Linked DNA regions of Homo sapiens: region 1 is linked to region 2. A link is an interaction called in ENCODE POLR2A ChIA-PET data of the cell type or tissue named here. Cell type or tissue: HepG2. All regions are shown on one strand. Links, peaks and the distances in the headings refer to the core of each region. The heading gives the core; the rest is flanking DNA. Region 1 holds the start of ZNF3 (zinc finger protein 3). Region 2 overlaps LOC105375423 (a long non-coding RNA gene).

What was found. Peaks named below come from ENCODE experiments on the same cell type or tissue, not always from the same donor. Only the 100,000 strongest peaks of a DNase experiment are listed, where the experiment ranks them.
Region 1: POLR2A ChIA-PET joins it to region 2 with 13 read pairs; 22 of 35 experiments call an interaction of 5 or more read pairs at or near these places.

The regions. Positions count from the first base shown.
Region 1 is chr7:100,075,592-100,083,918 of GRCh38, reverse strand. It overlaps ZNF3 (zinc finger protein 3), which reads left to right and starts at 2,196. Exons shown (of 6, transcript NM_032924.5): 1 at 2,196-2,284; 2 at 4,263-4,383; 3 at 6,486-6,616; 4 at 8,289-8,327. The coding sequence starts at 6,562. RefSeq lists a silencer at 1,788-1,867 and enhancers at 970-1,951, 2,108-2,257. In HepG2, for the core only: a CTCF peak has its summit at 1,973 (motif pointing right); DNase peaks (open chromatin) are centred at 1,158, 2,108, 2,868, 4,598 and 2 weaker places; H3K4me3 peaks cover 3,587 bases.
Region 2 is chr7:99,999,626-100,007,952 of GRCh38, reverse strand. All of the region lies in intron 2 of LOC105375423 (a long non-coding RNA gene), which reads right to left. Among named protein-coding and RNA genes, the nearest start is that of ZKSCAN1, 12 kb to the left of the region's middle. RefSeq lists enhancers at 1-249, 250-750, 3,873-4,167, 3,770-4,270. In HepG2, for the core only: no CTCF peak of the experiment used is centred there; DNase peaks (open chromatin) are centred at 3,952 and 6,762.

The sequences.
Region 1 (8,327 bases), core at 215-8,214, 76 kb before region 2:
GTGACAGAGTGAGACCCTGTCTCTAAAAAAAAAAAAAAAAAAAAGACTTCATATGTTGAAGAAGGCAGAGGAAAGCATGAACATGATGAGGTGCTTTCCTTCTATTGATGGCTATTGTGATACCTCATTTCTTATCTTCTTAGTTTAAAAGGATTTAAGGCTGGGTGCAGTGGCTCACACCTGTAATCCCAACACTTTGGGAGGCTGAGGTGGGCGGATCCCTTGAGCTCAGGAGTTTGAGACCAGTCTGGGCAACATGGTGAAAACCCTCTGTCTCTACAAAAAAGTAGCCGGGCGTGGTGGCATGCATCTGGGGTTCCAGCTACTTGGGAGGCTGAGGTGGGAGGATCACTTGACCTTGTGAGGTGGAGGTTGCAGTGAGCCGAAATCACAACACTGCACTCCAGCCTGGGTGACAGAGTAAGACCCCCGTCTCAAAAGAAAAAAAAAATTTAAACAAGAAACACACAGGAGGCCGGGCGCGGTGGCTCACACCTGTAACCCCAGCACTTTGGGAGATTGAGGCGGCAGATCATTTGAGGTAAGGAGTTCGAGACAAGCCTGACCAACATGGTGAAACCTTGTCTCTACTAAAAATACACACAAATTAGCCGGGTATGGTATCACACGCCTGTAGTCCCAGCTACTTGGGAGGCTGAGGCACGAGAATCAGCCTGGGTGACAAGAGTGAGACTCCCTCTCAACAACAACAACAACAAAAAAAAAAAAAAAAAAAGGAAAAAGAATAAAAGAAACACATGTCAAAGGAAATCCAGCATAGAGTAATTTATTGCAAAAGGAAAATAGTATTTTGAAAGTTAAGTGCAGAGTAGACAGTACACCCTGGGAGAGAGAGAGATAGAGAGAGAGTTAGTTCAGGGAGGGCTGCTCCTAAGGATGAAACAGCAAAGGCTGGCTCTAGAGAGACCCCCTTTGTAAGGGGTCTTACACGATTATTCATAAGGGGGTGGGAGAAGTGTTACTAGTAAGTATGTTCTGGGTGGTCCTCTAGGTGCACATGCGCAGTGGGTGTACAGGCTTGTTCATACATTGCATGTTTCATTAGCATCTTAAATTTCCACCCAGGGGCGTGTTTTTTACCAAGATAATGAGCAAAGGGTCAGTTTGAGGACAGGTGAAATCAAAATGCGCATGCTCCCTACAGGGGAAAGTCCCTACTGGAGAGCGCTCAGCTTGAATGAGCTCAATTACAATGCGAATGCTGGGGCTTACTGTGTTGACTGCGGTCACCACGGTTGCCGCGTCTCCAGGACACGGTCACTTCCTTGACTATCCCCGCCTCGCTTCCACCTGTAGCTTCCTTTTTTTTTTTTTTGAGACAGTCTCACTCTGTGGCCAGCCTGGAGTACAGTGGTGCGATGTCGGCTCACTGCAACCTCCGCCTCCTGGGTTCAAGCGATTCTCCTGTCTCAGCCTCCAGAGTAGCTGGGATTACAGGCGTCTGCCACCACGCCCGGGTAATTTTTTTGTATTTTTAGTCGAGACGGGGTTTCGCCATGTTGGCCAGGCTGGTCTCGAACTCCTGACCTCAGGTGATCCGCCCGCCTCGGCCTCCTAAAGTGCTGGGATTACAGGCGTGAGCCTCCGCGCCCGGCCGGTAAGCTTCCTCTTCTCTGCTCTCATCACCTGTACACGGGTTTTTTCCTCATGTCAACTCTGTGATGGACTGGAATGTTTTCTTCAGATGTGGGTAATTTAAAGGGGGCATTTTTACAAGAAACAAAAAAAACTCGGTTTGTTCGGAGGCAAGTTTTAAATCAGGGTTCATTTTTTAATATTGATGAATCCTTCAATAATTGTATGTTTACTGCTGCCCTTCGCGAGCCAGCCTGAGAAGCGCGGGCTCGACATCCCCGCGCGCCCCCGCCGCCCGCCCCCAAGGCCGGCGACGCTGGAGCACATGTCCTGAGGCCCAGGACCGTGGTCGGCCGCTTTCGCACATTCGTGGCCAGCAGAGGGCGCAGCCGGCCAGCCCCCGCAGCGAAAGATCCCCGAGTGCCGCGTCAGCGATCGCGCTCCTTGCCCTCGCCGCCTGCCAGCCGCCCTGAGTCAGCAAACCACAGAGAGGCGAGGACCTCCCATTTTCCTAGACAGAACAAGTGGGCGTTGGGGGTACGGGTGAGTGGCAAGAACAACCGACCCGGAAGCGAAACGAGGGGGAACTTCCGTTCTTTGTTCTGTCCCCGGTGTGTGGGTCTGTGACAGGGTCCAACAGGGCCTGGTCCGTGTCCGGTCCCCCAAATCTGTCGTCCCTGCCCCCAGGGTGAGTCCACGCGTCCCCGGGTCTCGCGGTGAGACGGAGGCTGTGGTCGCCGGGGAAGGGGGTGGTGTCTGTGCCACTGCGGCCCGCAGGGTCCCCCGGCCGGCCCGGAGCAGGGTTCGGGGAGGCGCCCCTCCGTCCCCTGCAGCCCGTCCTCTACTCCGCTTCCCCAGGGATCCCCCTAGCCTAGCGGGATCCTGCGTAGGGGTTAGTAATGGGGCTCCGGTTCTGGTTTTGTGACTTTAACGGCGACCCAGCTGGAGCGTTTAAAAGTTTCAGCAGAGCGGTAGGGGCGCCTCTCTCTTGAAAGCAGCTAATGACAGCGACCCTAACTTGGTATTTCTCCCAGACGTTTTTATTTGATGTTAACACAGTTATTCGCGCCCGTGGCAGGAGAGGAAGTTTATTTTTACGCAGCTGGGTCCAAGGATCAGAGAAATTCTGCTAAGCGTACGCAGTTAGCACGAGGGCTGGGAGTGGGTGCAGACGCCGATTCCAGGGGTAATCCTGCTGGAGCCCAGTGCATCGCGTGATACACCTGGCTCAGGCTCCGTTTTCAGTTGTATTAGATTCCTGGTTTGATCCTCTCTCCGGAAGTGGGATTGAATCCACATCGGTGTTTACACTCTGAAGGGCTTTTGTAAACTCCAGGAGAAGATAGCAGAGTGATGAACCTGAAACCGATGGGCTAATTAGAGGAACGAGCGTATTATTTTCTCCAGAAAAGACATCTGTGGAGAGTGGGCATCATTTGATTATACGTGTTTGATGGACAGTCGGGTGGAAGGAGAAGATTCTGTTATTGAAGCTCTTTTTTTAAAAAAATTAATTTTTATTTATTTTTGAGACTGTCTCTGGAGTGCAGTGGCGCGATCTCGGCTCACTGCAACCTCCGCCTCCCGGTTCAAGCGCTTCTCCTGCTTCAGCCTCCCGAGTGGTTGGGACTACAGGCGCCCGCCACCACCTCCGGCGAATTTTTTGTATTTTTAGTAGAGACGGGGTTCCGCCCTTTTGGCCAGGCTGGTCTGCAACTCCTGGCCTCAAGTGATCCACCTGCCTTGGCCTCCCAAAGTGTTGGGATTACAGGCGTTAGCCACCGCGCCCGGCCTTTTTTTTTTTTTTCCTTTTAAAATGTTTGTGTGTGTATTAAGGTCTTGCTCTGTTGCCCCCGGCTGGAGTGCCGTGGTGCCATCATGGCTCACCATAGCCTGGAACTCCTGGGCTCAAGTAATCCTCCCACCTCAGCCTCCTAAAGTGCTGGGGTTACAGGCGTGAGCCACTGCAGGTCGCCAGTCATTGAATTTCTGTGATGCACTAGGTCTCTGTGCGGTGAAGGTCCAAGGAGATAGATTTTCAGCGAATCACCTGAAGACTTCTAATGGCTCAGCTGTGCAATGTGGATCCCCTGCTGAAGTAGTTCGGAGCACAGTGTCTAGCAAGTTAGCTGACAGAACGTTAGAACTTTCTTACCCTGGGTGGAGGTGGACCTGAGAACCTACCATTCCCTTTCATCTCTCCACGGGTGCAACGCAAATACTAGTTGTGGTGGTGGTCTTAATTGGTATTTATTAGCATATAATAAGTATTCTCTTTTTTTTCCTTTTCTTTAAATGTCTTGATTAGAAATGAAGTTTAGGCTGGACTCGGTGGCTCATGCCTGTAATCCCAGCACTTTGGGAGGCTGAGGTGGGAGAATCACTTGAGGCCAGGAGATTGAGACCAGCCTGAGCAACACAGTGAGGCTGCATTTCTACAAAAAGAATTTTAAAAAACTCAGCCAGATGTGGCAGTGCACACCTTTAGTCCCAGCTCCTTGGGAGGCTGAGCTGGGAGGATCACTTGAACTTAGGAGTTTGAGTCTGGAGTGAGCTCAAACTCACTGCACTCCAGCCTGAGCAGCAGAGTCAGACCCTGTCTCATGGAAAAAAAAAGACGTTTGCATGAATATTTTAAATTCCTTTTTTTCCCCTTAATCACACAGCATTGGCATCAACAAAAGTCAGAATTCCCGGGAACTTGAACAGAGGCTGCTAAATTCCCAGTAATTGCTCCTTTGGCCTTCTAGGGACTGACTTCAAAGAAGGAAGGAAAGAATCAGGCAGGTAAAGCTTTCCGTGTCTTGTTCTTACTGCCAGGCCATCTATCTCGGTCCCCACGGGCAGCACCAGGGAGTGAGGCTGGCAACAGAGCAGGGGAAGGGCCCTGTCTGGACCTGAAGCCATGGGGGCACAATGGAGAGTTTTCTTTCTGTGAGAAACGCTGTTTACTGATCTGGACACTGGGTGCTTGTTCTCAACAATATGCCTTTGAGTTCCAGCTTCACTTAACCCAGCTGTGAGAGGGAGCTGTTGCCTTTTTCTCTGGAGTCAGACCTTTGACCTGCCTTTCTAGGAGTTTGTACTGAAAGCTGACTTGTTGAGGGCGTCAGCTCATAAATAGCTCCGGAGATTGTAAAGGTGGTTGATAAGAGGATATGATGGTTGGCTCTGAGACACCATTGAAGGGACCCTGCTAGGAGGGCGATGGTGGCAAGAAGGTGTGTCACCTTGATTGCCAGTGGCCTGGCTTGTGCCTGAGTCAGTGCTTTCCACTGTGTAAGGGCTCTGGTATTGGACATTCTATATCCCCTGCTACCCGAAGACCAGAGTTGCCCAAACTTGCGACTGACTTTCAAACAGGACCCCTCTTCCTTTGTTCTTTTTTTTTCTTTTATTCTCTCAAACATTCTCTTATCCATTCCTCTTCCTTTGATGCCTTATGTGAGTGTAACAGTCTGTAATTATGAAGCACATACTTTTTGCATTCCCGATTTTTTTACTCCTTGCAGTTGTGAGTGGCAATAGAGTTAGCCCTCAGCAAACATTTGCTATGTGAGCAAATGAGTAAAGAGATAATGAGAGGTAGATCAAATCCAGGGTTGGTTGGTTTGTTTTGTTTTGTTTTGTTTTGTTTGAGACAGAGTCTCACTGTTGCCCAGGCTGGAGTACAATGGTGCGATCTTGGGTCACTGCCACCTCTGCCTCCCGGGTTCAAGCGATTCTCCTGCCTCAGCCTCCCAAGTAGCTGGGATTACAGGCGCATGTAACACCATGCCCAGCTAATTTTTGTATTTTTTCTTTTCTTTTTCTTTTTTTTTTTTTTTGAGGCAGAGTCTCTGTCTATTGCCCAGACTGGAGTGCAGTGGCGTGATCTCGGCTCACTGCAACCTCCACCTCCTGGGATCAAGTGATTCTCCTGCTTCAGCTTCCTGAGTAGCTGGGATTACAGGCACACACCACCATGCCCAGCTAATTTTTTGTATTTTTAGTAGAGATGGGGTTTCATCATCCTGGCCAGGCTGGTCTCGAACTCCTGACCTCGTGATTTGCCTGCCTCAGCCTCCCAAAGTGCTGGGATTACAGGCATGAGCCACCGTGCCCAGCCTGGGAGTAGTCTTTTTATGCCAGTGAATGTATATACCCGCTCCTGCATTTTGTTATAAATATTACTCAAAGTGATGGGGGCAGCCAAAGGCGGGATATTGTTGAGGAACTTGGGCCCTTTTTGTGGTCCTTGTGATAGTCTCATTTCAGGGAGTATATTTACCAGGATCTAAAAGACTAGTCTGAGGCTGGGCATGGTGGCTCACACCTGTAATCCTAGCACTTGGGGAGGCTGGGGTGGGCGGATCACCTGAGATCAGGAGTTTGAGACCAGCCTGGCTGACATGGTGAAATCCCACCTCTACTAAAAATACAAAAATTAGCCAGGCATGGTGGTGCGTGCCTGTAATCCCAGCTACTTGGGAGGCTAAGGCAGGAGAATCGCTTGAACCCGGGAGGCAGAGGTGGCAGTGAGATGAGATTGCGCCATTGCACTCCAGCCTGGGTGACAAGAGTGAAATTCCGTCTTAAAAAAAATAAAGAAAATTTAAAAATACCGGGCGCGGTGGCTCACGCCTGTAATCCCAGCTCTCAGGGAGGCAACAGGTGGGAGGATAGCTTGAGCCCAGGAGTTCCAGACCTGCCTGGGCAATATAGCGAGACCCTGTTCTCCACAAAAAGGAAAAAAAAAATTAAAAAATAAAAGAAAATAAAAGACTAGTCCCAGTTGCCACATTTCTTCTCACTGTTCCTGGGTACTCACTGAAATACTAGCTCCCATCTTTCTGTATTCAGGAGGTTTTTTTGAATTATCTTTGAACCTTGAACTTTTGCTTCTGCAGTGCTTCCTCATTCTCTTTTAAAACCCGCTTCCCGCTGAGTCTGCACCCAGGAGACCAGAGAGCACCTTGCCCTTCCATGGAAACTCAGGCTGATCTCGTATCTCAGGAACCTCAGGCCCTGCTTGACAGTGGTGAGGAATAAGGACTCATTCATTCTTTTACTCAGTCATTCTGCAATCATCCATTGAAATCGCTCACTTACCAGGTACTAGGCTAACTACTAGAATCCAGATGTGAATAAGACACACTCTTCGCCATTCAGTAACTCACAGCCTAGTGGGGAAGCTGACCGAACAGTAATCAATGACAGCTTGATAGGTTTGATAATTGAGGCAGATTGTTTTGTTTTGTTTTGTTTTTTTTGAGATGGAGTCTTGCTCTGTTGCTCAGGCTAGAGTGCAGTGGCACAATCTCGGCTCACTGCAACCTCCGCCTCCTGGGTTCAAGTGATTCTCCTGCCTCAGCCTCCCATGTAGCTGGGACTGCAGGCGCCCGTCACCATGCCCGGCTAATTTTTGTAGAGACGGGGTTTTGCCATGTTGGTCAGGCTGGTCTTAAACTCCTGACCTCAGTGCCCACCTTGGCCTCCCAAAGTGTTGAAATTACAGGCATGACCCACCGCGCCTGGCCACTGAGGCAGTTTTGAGGGGTTGTGAGTACCTCACGCGAGATTAATGAAACCGTGTCAATCATTCCATTTCTCGGGCATTCTATGCAGCCGACTTCATAGGCATAGTTTGTGCTTTTTAGGAGCATGCTTTTAGAGGAGGCGCTTCGGAATCATTTTATGGGTCATAGACAAAAAGACAGAGTGAATAGGAAGCCACTAAAGTATACTTTGCGGCCGAGCGCGGTGGCTCACTTCTGTAATCCCAGCACTTAGGGAGGCTGAGGCGGGCAGATCACAAGGTCAGGAAATTGAGACCATCTTGGCCAACACAGTGAAACCGCATCTCTACTAAAAATACAAAAAATTAGCCGGGCATGGTGGCACGCACCTGTAGTCCCAGCTCCTCCAGAGGCTGAGGCAGGAGAATTGCTTGAACCCGGGAGGTGGAGGTTGCAGTGAGCCGAGATCACGCCACTGCACTCCAGCCTGGGTGACAGAGTGAGACGCCACCTCAAAAAGAAAAAAAAAAAAGAATTGCAGAAAAAGGTAAGAGATTCAACACAGAAACAGGGAACATTTTTAGTGTACAGATTTGATCTGGGGTGGAGAGAAAGGAGCTGTGGGCATTGTGTTTCCAGTCAGGGCTGGGGTGAAGCTGCTGGTTTTTCTCTGGTCTAAGAACTTCATGCTGGGTGCAGTGGCACACGACTGTAATCCCAGCTATTTGGGAGGCTGAGGCAGGAGGATCACTTGAGCCCAGGAGTTTGAGACCAGCCTGGGCAACATAGCAAAACCCACCTCAAAAAAAAAAAAAATAGAACTTCATGCAAGAGCGGGATCATATGTTTCTGGCCAAGCTTGGGTGAATGGACAAGAATGCAGTAATCACTAAGATAGGACTGGGCGGTTTCATTGAGAGAAGAGTGACTGGAGAGAAGAGGGGACCTGGGACAGACTGGAGACTAAGAATGACCAGGCCTGTGGCCATCTGCTCAGGCAGGATGGACTCGCTCTGAGTTTGCCTTTGTTGGACACACTGTAGCTAGCTGCAGAGGAAGCAAACTTAGAAATGTGAGAGAGAGGGTCCTGTGTTGTCCCAGGACCCCGGGAGCTTTCTGTGGGTTGGGAAGTCAGCAGGTTGGGAGGTCACAGAGCAGATGGACTCATTCCTGGGCCCTTTTATTGCCCTTCAGCTCTTCCTTCAAAAGTTCCTGCCTTTTCCGACAAGGACA
Region 2 (8,327 bases), core at 116-8,115:
CCTCTTCCCTAGTAATTTCTGCACTAACTGCCCCTTAATCTACACGTAATTAAAAGTAGGTAGGCCAGGTGTGGTGGCTCACACTCACACCTGTAATTCCAGCACTTTGGGAGGCCGAGATAGGTGGATCACTTGAGGTCAGGAGTTCGAGACCAGCCTGGCCAACATGGTGAAACCCCATTTCTACTAAAAATACAAAAATCAGCCGGGTGTGGTGGTGCACGCCTGCATTCCCAGCCACTCCGGAGGCTGAGGAATGAGAATCGGTTAAGCCCAGGAGGCAGACGTTGCAGTGAGCCAATATCGCGCCACTGTACACTGTACTCCGGCCTGGGCAACAGAGGGAGACTCTGTCTCAAACAAAACAAAACAAAACAAAACCCCAAAAAACAAAAAATAATCTATGGTGGTGCTGAATGTAGACAGAGAAGAGCCAGTGTGGTTGTTCACGTCTGTAATCCCAGCTACTCGGGAGGCTGAGGTGGGAGGAGGGCTTGAGCCCAGGAGTTTAAGACCAGCTTGGGCAACACAGTGAGACTCCATCTCAAAAAAAAAACAAACAAACGAAACAAAAACAAAAACAAAAAACCAGTGACTGTAGAGAGAGAATAAAGTGGTTGGGGGAAAAGAAGTCAGGGCTTCAAAGTAGAAAGAGTACTGAAAACTTATAAATAGCACTTTATCAGGAAGGTAATGAAAGACCTGAATGTAGGTTGGTTAAAAGCATGATAGCAGGAAGAATCCAGGCACATTGAAGATGAAGACAGAAAAAAACAAACAAGCCACATTTAGCAATTTCAGCAGGAAATGAACACAGATCCTACGGGGAGGCGAAGTTAACTTGTAAATGAGACTCTGTATGAAGGTACCTCTATATACATTTGCGTAAAACTAGTTTAAAAGCTGCAAAACACAGTCACACAGTTGTTACAGAAACGTGATCACTAAAGAATAAATTGGGGTTGGGGCAGGGCATGGTGGCTAACGCCTGTGATCCCAGCATTTTGAGAGGCTGAGGCAGGTGGATCGCTTGAGGTCAGGAGTTCGAGACCAGCCTGGCCAACATGGCGAAACCCTGTCTCTACTAAAATACAAAATAATTAGCCACGCGTGGTGGCACATGCCTGTAATTTCAGCTACTTGGGAGGCTGAGGAACAAGAATCACTTGAACCCCGGAGGAGGAGAGATTGTGCCACTGCGCTTTAGCCTGGGCAACAGAGTGAGACTCTGTCTCAAAATAAATAAAATACAGGCTGGGCGCAGTGGCCCATGCCTGTAATTGCAGCACTTTGGGAGGCCAAGGTGGGTGGATCACTTGAGGTCAGGAGTTCGAGACCAGGTTGGTTAACATGGTGAAACCCTCTCTCTACTAAAAATATTTTAAAAATTAGCCAGGTGTGGTGGTGCGCACCTGTAATCCCAGTTACTCAGGAGGCTGAGGCAGAAGGATCACTTGAACCTGGGAGGTGGAGGTTGCAATGAGCCGAGATTGCGCCACTGCACTCCAGCCTGGGGAACAAGAGCAAAAACTCTGTCTAAAAAAAAAAAAAAAAAAAAAGGGCCAGGCATGGTGGCTCATGCCTGTAATCTCAGCACTTCGAGAGGCTGAGGTGGGCGGGCGGATCATGAGGTCAAGCGATTGAGATCATCCTGGCCAACATGATGAAACCCAGTCTCTACTAAAAATACAAAAATTAGCTGGGTGTGGTGGCGGGCGCCTGTAGTCCCAGCTACTTGGGAGGCTGAGGCAGGAGAATCGCTTGAATCTGGGGGGTAGAGGTTGCAGTGAGCCAAGATCATGCCACTGCACTCCAGCCTGGCGACAGAGCGAGACTCCATCTCAAAAAAAAATATATATATGTGTGTGTGTGTGTGTGTGTGTGTGTGTGTGTGTGTGTGTGTGTAAACAATAAATACATAAATTGAGGAGAAGGCAGGGGAACCAGGATTTGACAGTGACAAGAAAGAAAAGCCCAGGAGGACCTGGTGGCTGAGCCAGATGCTGGGGCTGGACTAAGGGTGATGGGAGCAGAGCTGGGACCTTTGGGTGGCAGAGAAGTTCTAATCAGTGAAACTGGGCAAAGCTATTTGGATGGAGCAGTAGAGTTGGGGTTAAGAGACAGAGACAGGCCGGGCCTGGTGGCTCACACCTGTAATCCCAACAGTTTGGGAGGCCAATGTGGGAGGATCATTGAGACCAGGAGTTTGAGACCAGCCTGGGTAACATACTGAGGCCTTGTCTCTACAAAAAATTTAAAAAATTAGCCAGGTGTGGTGGTGCGTGCCTGTGGTCCTAGCTACTCAGGAGGCTGAGGTGGGAGGATCGCTCGAGCTCAGTAGACTGAGGCTGCAGTGAGACTAGATCGTGCCACTGTACTCCAGCCTGGGCCACAGAGTGAGACCCTGTCTCAAAACAAAACAAAACAAACAAACAAACAACAAAAAAAAGAGGCAGAGAGACAAAGGCGGCGAAGAAGATGGAATGATGATGCCTTTCGGGTAGGTTTGGTGTTTTGGGTTGTAAAAGGGAGGATAAAGAAGTAGGAGAAAGTAGAAAGAACACTAATTGGGACTCAGGTAATGGCTTCAGGTAGATTGTACAGGTTTGAATGCGGGGAGACAAAGCCCACGAGGAGACAAGAGGAAACAAACTTGGAGGAAAGTTTCTGTGATTCTAAACACGTTCCCTCTCTTATCTCCATGATTTCAGCTAGTGGTGGGATGCTCTGTGTATGTTTCATGCAGTTTCACATAGTTGGGGGCTCAGTCTCTCCACATAAGGCATTTTATTTCTTTTCTCTTTTTTTTCTTTTTTTGAGACGGAGTTTCATTCTTGTTGCCCAGGCTGGTGCGCAATGGGGCAATCTCAGCTCACTGCAACCTCCGCCTCCCAGGTTCAAGTGATTCTCCTGCTCAGCCTCCCAAGTAGCTGGGATTACAGGTGCCTGCCACCACACCCAGCTAATTTTTATATTTTTAATAGAGACAGGGTTTCGCCATGTTGGCCAGGCTGGTCTCGAACTCCTGACCTCGGTGATCCACCCGCCTCAGCCTCCCTAAAGTGCTGGGATTACAGGTCTGCGCCACTGCGCCTGGCCTCTCCACGTAAGGCTTTGAGTGGCGTACTGGGAACGCCCCGCTGGTGGTGTCCTTGGGTGGACTGCAGGGCCCTCTAAGTGCCCCTTGAGGCTGACCACTTCGGCTTCCAGCATGTCTGAGATGAGATGTGACACTCTCTCCTGGGAGCCACCTGCAAGGTGATTATGTATTGGAACAAGCTCTCTTCTTGCCTTATTTTACAGCCCAATGGAGAGGAAGTAGGGGTCAGAGTAGTAGGGGTGTAAAATTTGGAGTCACTCTTGTTGGGCGTGTGGTTTGTGCAAGTGACCCGACCTCTCTAAGTCTTGACTCCCTCATCTGTAAAATAGGGATGGTTTTGGCAAATAGCTACCCACTTAGCTACTCTGAGGACGGTATGACATTGTGGAGGTGGCAATGCTTTGTAAACTGCAGAGGACTTTTAGGTGCCAGCCATCGCCATGTTTTAAATGCGGAGAACTGCATTTCTCACCACCTCGCAAAATAAAACTTCACAGTTTATTTGGGTTGGGTATAATTACCGGGCGAAAAATGTAAAAATAACAATGTTTTAGAAATTTCCCCAAAGAAGAAACAGTATTGGCTGGGGCTGCCTTCCCAGGGGCCCTGGAATCCTGAGGGTGCCTGACCTGCAAATGCCCAGCGCTTAGCAGGAGAACAGCCAGATGGCCCTGCTAGTTCCCTCTCTGTGCAAACATCTCTCACCCAGCCGAGTCAACAACCCTCCCTGGGTCAAGAGGCTCCTCCATGCTGCTTCTGTGTGGTGTAGCCTAGAAACTGGGCGGCTGGGGCACAGGGCTCTGGACTTTGGTTATGTGTTTAATCTAGGTCCCTGAGCTACAGGGTCATCTGTTTTGGCTCCTTCTCTGCTTATGTAAACAGGGCTGGTGGGCCCATCAGTACAGCCAGGCCCCGCTCTCACCCCCTCCTCCTGTAAACACATTACAAAGAATCTTTGTAACTGCCCAGGAAGAGCAGCTCTGCTCAGGGGAAGAGAGCCTGCATCCGGAGGGGGTGAGACTCGGGGTGGAGATGGATGGGGGAAGAGTAGGCAGGAGGGGCAAAGGTGGGGCAGGAGTGGTGCTTGCCAATACCTCCTGTACTATGTGGTACAGAAAAGCCAGCTTTGCTCAAAGTCTGGCCGTGATAGGAGGGGGCCTGTTGTCTGCAGCAGAAACCAAGGTGGTAGGAAGGGTGGTGTTAGAAAAGGGGAGAACTGGGGTGGGGCATGGTGGCTCACACCTGTAATCCCAGCAATTTGTGAGGCTGAGGCGGGAGGATTGCTTGAGGCCAGGAGTTTGAGATCAGCCTGAGCAACATGGGAAGATTCTGTGTCTACAAAAAATACAAAAATTAGCTGAGCGTGGTGGCATGTGCCTATAGTCCTAGCTACTTGGGAGACCGAGGCAGGAGGATCGCTTGAGGCCAAGAGTTGGAGGCTATAATGAGGTACGATCACACCACTGCACTCCATCCTGGGTGTCAGAGCGAGATCCTGTCTCTAAAAAAAGAAAGAAAGAAAAGGGGAGAATCTTTATTTCCTAACATCCTGCAGCCCTGACACTTTTCTTACCTTAGCAATTCAAACATGGTTAAAAAAAAAAAAAAGGAGGGGGTGCCAAGTGCGGTACTTCACACCTGCAATCCCAGCACTTTGGGATGCTGAGGCGGGTGGATCACCTGAGGTCAGGAGTTTGAGACAAGCCTGACCTACATGGTGAAACCCTGTCTCTACTAAAAAAATACAAAAAATTAACCGGGCCTGGTGGTGGGCACCTGTAATCCCAGCTACTCTGGAGGCTGAGGCGGGAGAATCGCTTGAGCTGGGAGGCGGAGGTTGCAGTGAGTCGAGATGGTGCCATTGCACTCCAGTCTGGGCAATAAGAGAGAAACTCTTTCTCAAAAAAAAAAAAAAAAAAAAGAACTAGGCCAGGTGTGGTGGCTCACGCCTGTAATCCCAGCACTTTGGGAGGCTGAGGTAGGTGGATCACCCGAGGTCAGGCGAGACCAGCCTGGCCAACATGGTGAGACCTTGTCTCTGCTAAAAATACAAAAATTAGCCAGGCATGATGGTATGCGCCTGTAATCCCAGCTACTTGGGAGGCTGAGGCAGGAGAATTGCTTGAACCCTGGAGGTGGAGGTTGCAGTGAGGTGACAGGGCGCCATTGCACTCTAGCCTGTGCGACAAGAGCAAAACTCCATCTCAAAATAAATAAATAAATACATACATACATACATACATACATAAATAAATACAATAAAAAGAACTAAAGCCTCCTTTTCAAGTAGTACAGGTTAGAAGCAAGAATATTAGCTGGAGAGTCAAGAAAACAAATTGTATTCCTGCTCCTACCCCTAATGAGCTGTGTGCCCTTTGGATGATGCCTTAACATCTTGGAGTTTCCTTGTCTAGATAAATCAGAATGATAATATTTGCCATTTTTTGAACACCCTTGATATGACAGGGATTTTTACCTGCTATTTTATTAATCTACACAAATACCCAATGAGGTAGGGTGGGTTATCCCCATTTTAGAGATAAAGACATTAAGACTTAGCTAGGAGAACTGACTTGCTTAAAAATATGTATGTGTAAGTAGCAGGAACAGCTCTTTTGTATTCCAAACCCCCATTCTGCCCCTGCAACTAAGAAAGGTGGGGGCGGGGTGGTGGCTCAAACCTGTAATCCCAGCATTTTGGGAGGCCGAGGCAGGAGGATCACTTGAGCCAGGAGTTCAAGACCAGCCTGGGCAACGAAGCAAGACCCTGGTTTTTTTTTTTTTTTTTTTTTTGAGACAAAGTTTTGCTTTTGTTGCTCAGGCTATAGTGCAATCGCATAATCTTGGCTCACTGCAGCCTCTACCTCCTGGGTTCAAGTGATTCTCTTGCCTCAGCCTCCTAAGTAGCTGGGATTGCAGGCATGTACCACCACGCCTGGCTAATTTTTGTATTTTTAGTAGAGATGGGGTTTCACCATGTTGGTCAGGCTGGTCTTGAACTCCTGACCTCAGGTGATCCACCCGCCTCAGCCACCCAAAGTGCTGGGATTACAGGCATGAGCCACTGCGCCCAGCCAGCAAGATCCTGTTTCTACAAAATATAAAAAATTAGCCAGGTGTGGTGGCATGCACCTGTAGTCCCAGCTACTTGGGAGACTGAGGCAGGAGGATCACTTGAACCCAAAGGCAAAAAAAAAAAAAAAAAAAAAAAAGAAGAAAAAGAAAAAAAAAACTATTTTTATTGCTTAGGGACAAAGTTTCTGACTTCCATAAACTCAAGATCAGCTGGCACGGTGGCTCATGCCTGTAATCCCAGCACTTTGGAAGGCCGAGGCGGGCGGATCACTTGGGGTCAAGAGTTTGATACCAGCCTAACCAACATAGTAAAACCCTGTCTCTACTAAAAATACAAAAATTAGCCAGGGGTGATGGTGGTCGCCTGTAATCCCAGCTACTTGTGAGGCTGAGGCAGGAGAATCGCTTGAACCGGGGAGGCAGAGGTTGTAGTGAGCCAAGATTGCAACACTGTACTCCAGCCTGGGCAACAGAGTGAGACTCTGTCTCAAAAAAAAAAAAAAAAAAAAAAAAAAGCTCAAGGTCTGGAGTCAAAGCCTCTACCTCTCCCAGATATCTCCTCCCACTGTATTTATCACCTTGGTTAAAATCCAGGGAAGGGAACAATCAGCAACTTGTTCCACTCGGGGTAGAACTTGGCAGGAACTCTCGAAGTTGCTGTTACTACCTTTCCATTGCAAGGCAATTCATAAATGTCTAAATTTCCATAGTACATCTTGGAGGCTGCATGAGGGAGAAAGAGCCAGCAACCCTTATGCCTACAGACAAAAATTAGTTTTTTTTTTTTTTTTGCTATGGGGTCTCACTCTGTCACCCAGGGTTGAGGGCAGTGGCACGATCTTGGCTTACTGTAACCTCTGCTTCCTGGGTTCAAGCGATCCTCCCACCTCCTACAGGTGTGAGCCACTGTGCCCTGCCTATCTGGCCCTTTATAGAAAAATGTTTGCCATCTCCTGTTCTAGATAAAAGTAGCCATCTGAGCAGGGATGAGGGAGGGTCTCACCATTCGGGAGGTAAATATCTATTTAATCCTCTTGTTTTCTCTGTAGCGTCCACACCCTCAACTGTGCCCGGTATTCCTCAGGCCAGCGGGGTCTGATTGCTGGCCTGAGGGGTGTGGGATCTCAGACCCACCATGGATGGGCAGCCCTAAACTTCCTTCTCCCACCTTCAATGGTTAAGTCTTTACTTCTGTTGGTATAGAGTGGTGGCTGGGCTTGGACTTTTCAGGAAGGAGACTGGAAGGTGTTCCTCTGGAGAAACTGACCCAGGGCTAAGAGCTACAGATACTGGCCGGGCATGGTGGCTCACGCCTGACATCCCAGGACTTTGGGAGGCCGAGGCAGGTAGATCACCTGAGGTCAGGAGTTCGAGGTCAGCCTGGCCATCATGGTGAAACGCCGTTTCTAATAAAAATAGAAAACTTAGCCGAGTGTGGCGGCAGGCGCCTGTAATCCCAGCTCCTCGGGAGGCTGAGACAGGAGAATCGCTTGAATCTGGGAGGCAAAGGTTGCAGTGAGCCGAGATCGTGCCACTGCACTCCAGCCGGGTAACAGAGTGAGACTCTGTCTCAAAAAAAAAAAAAAAGGTCACTTTATACCACACTTTGCTCTTGTTAATCAGACTCTGCAAATAGCAAGTGACTGAACCCTGCGATTCAGTTACAACAAAGACATTTGAATGGACAGAGAAGATGTTTGAGGAAAGCTCCTACCTTTTTTTTTTCTTTTTTTTTGACTGAGTCTTCCTCCATCACCCAGACTGGAGTGCAGTGATGTGATCACGCTCACTGCAGCCTCAAACTCCTGGGCTCAGGCAATCCTCCCATCTCAGCCTCCTGAGTAGCTGGGACTACAGGCGTGTGCCACTATACCCAGGGAATTTTTGTATATTTTCTTGGTAAGGACGAGGTTTTGCCATGTTGCCCAGGGTGGTCTGGAACTCCCGGGCTCAAGCCATCCTCCTGCACTGGTCTACCAAAGTGCTAAGACTACAGGCGTGAGCCACCACACCTGGCCAGTGCTAACCTCTTTAATGAGGATTGTTATTGCTTTTTCTTGAAGTTTTGATTGCAAATATATATAGTTTTCAGTAGTTTGCCCAACTCTATTAATTTTGGTCTTGTTTTGCGTGCCAGACAGGGGCTTTCAAA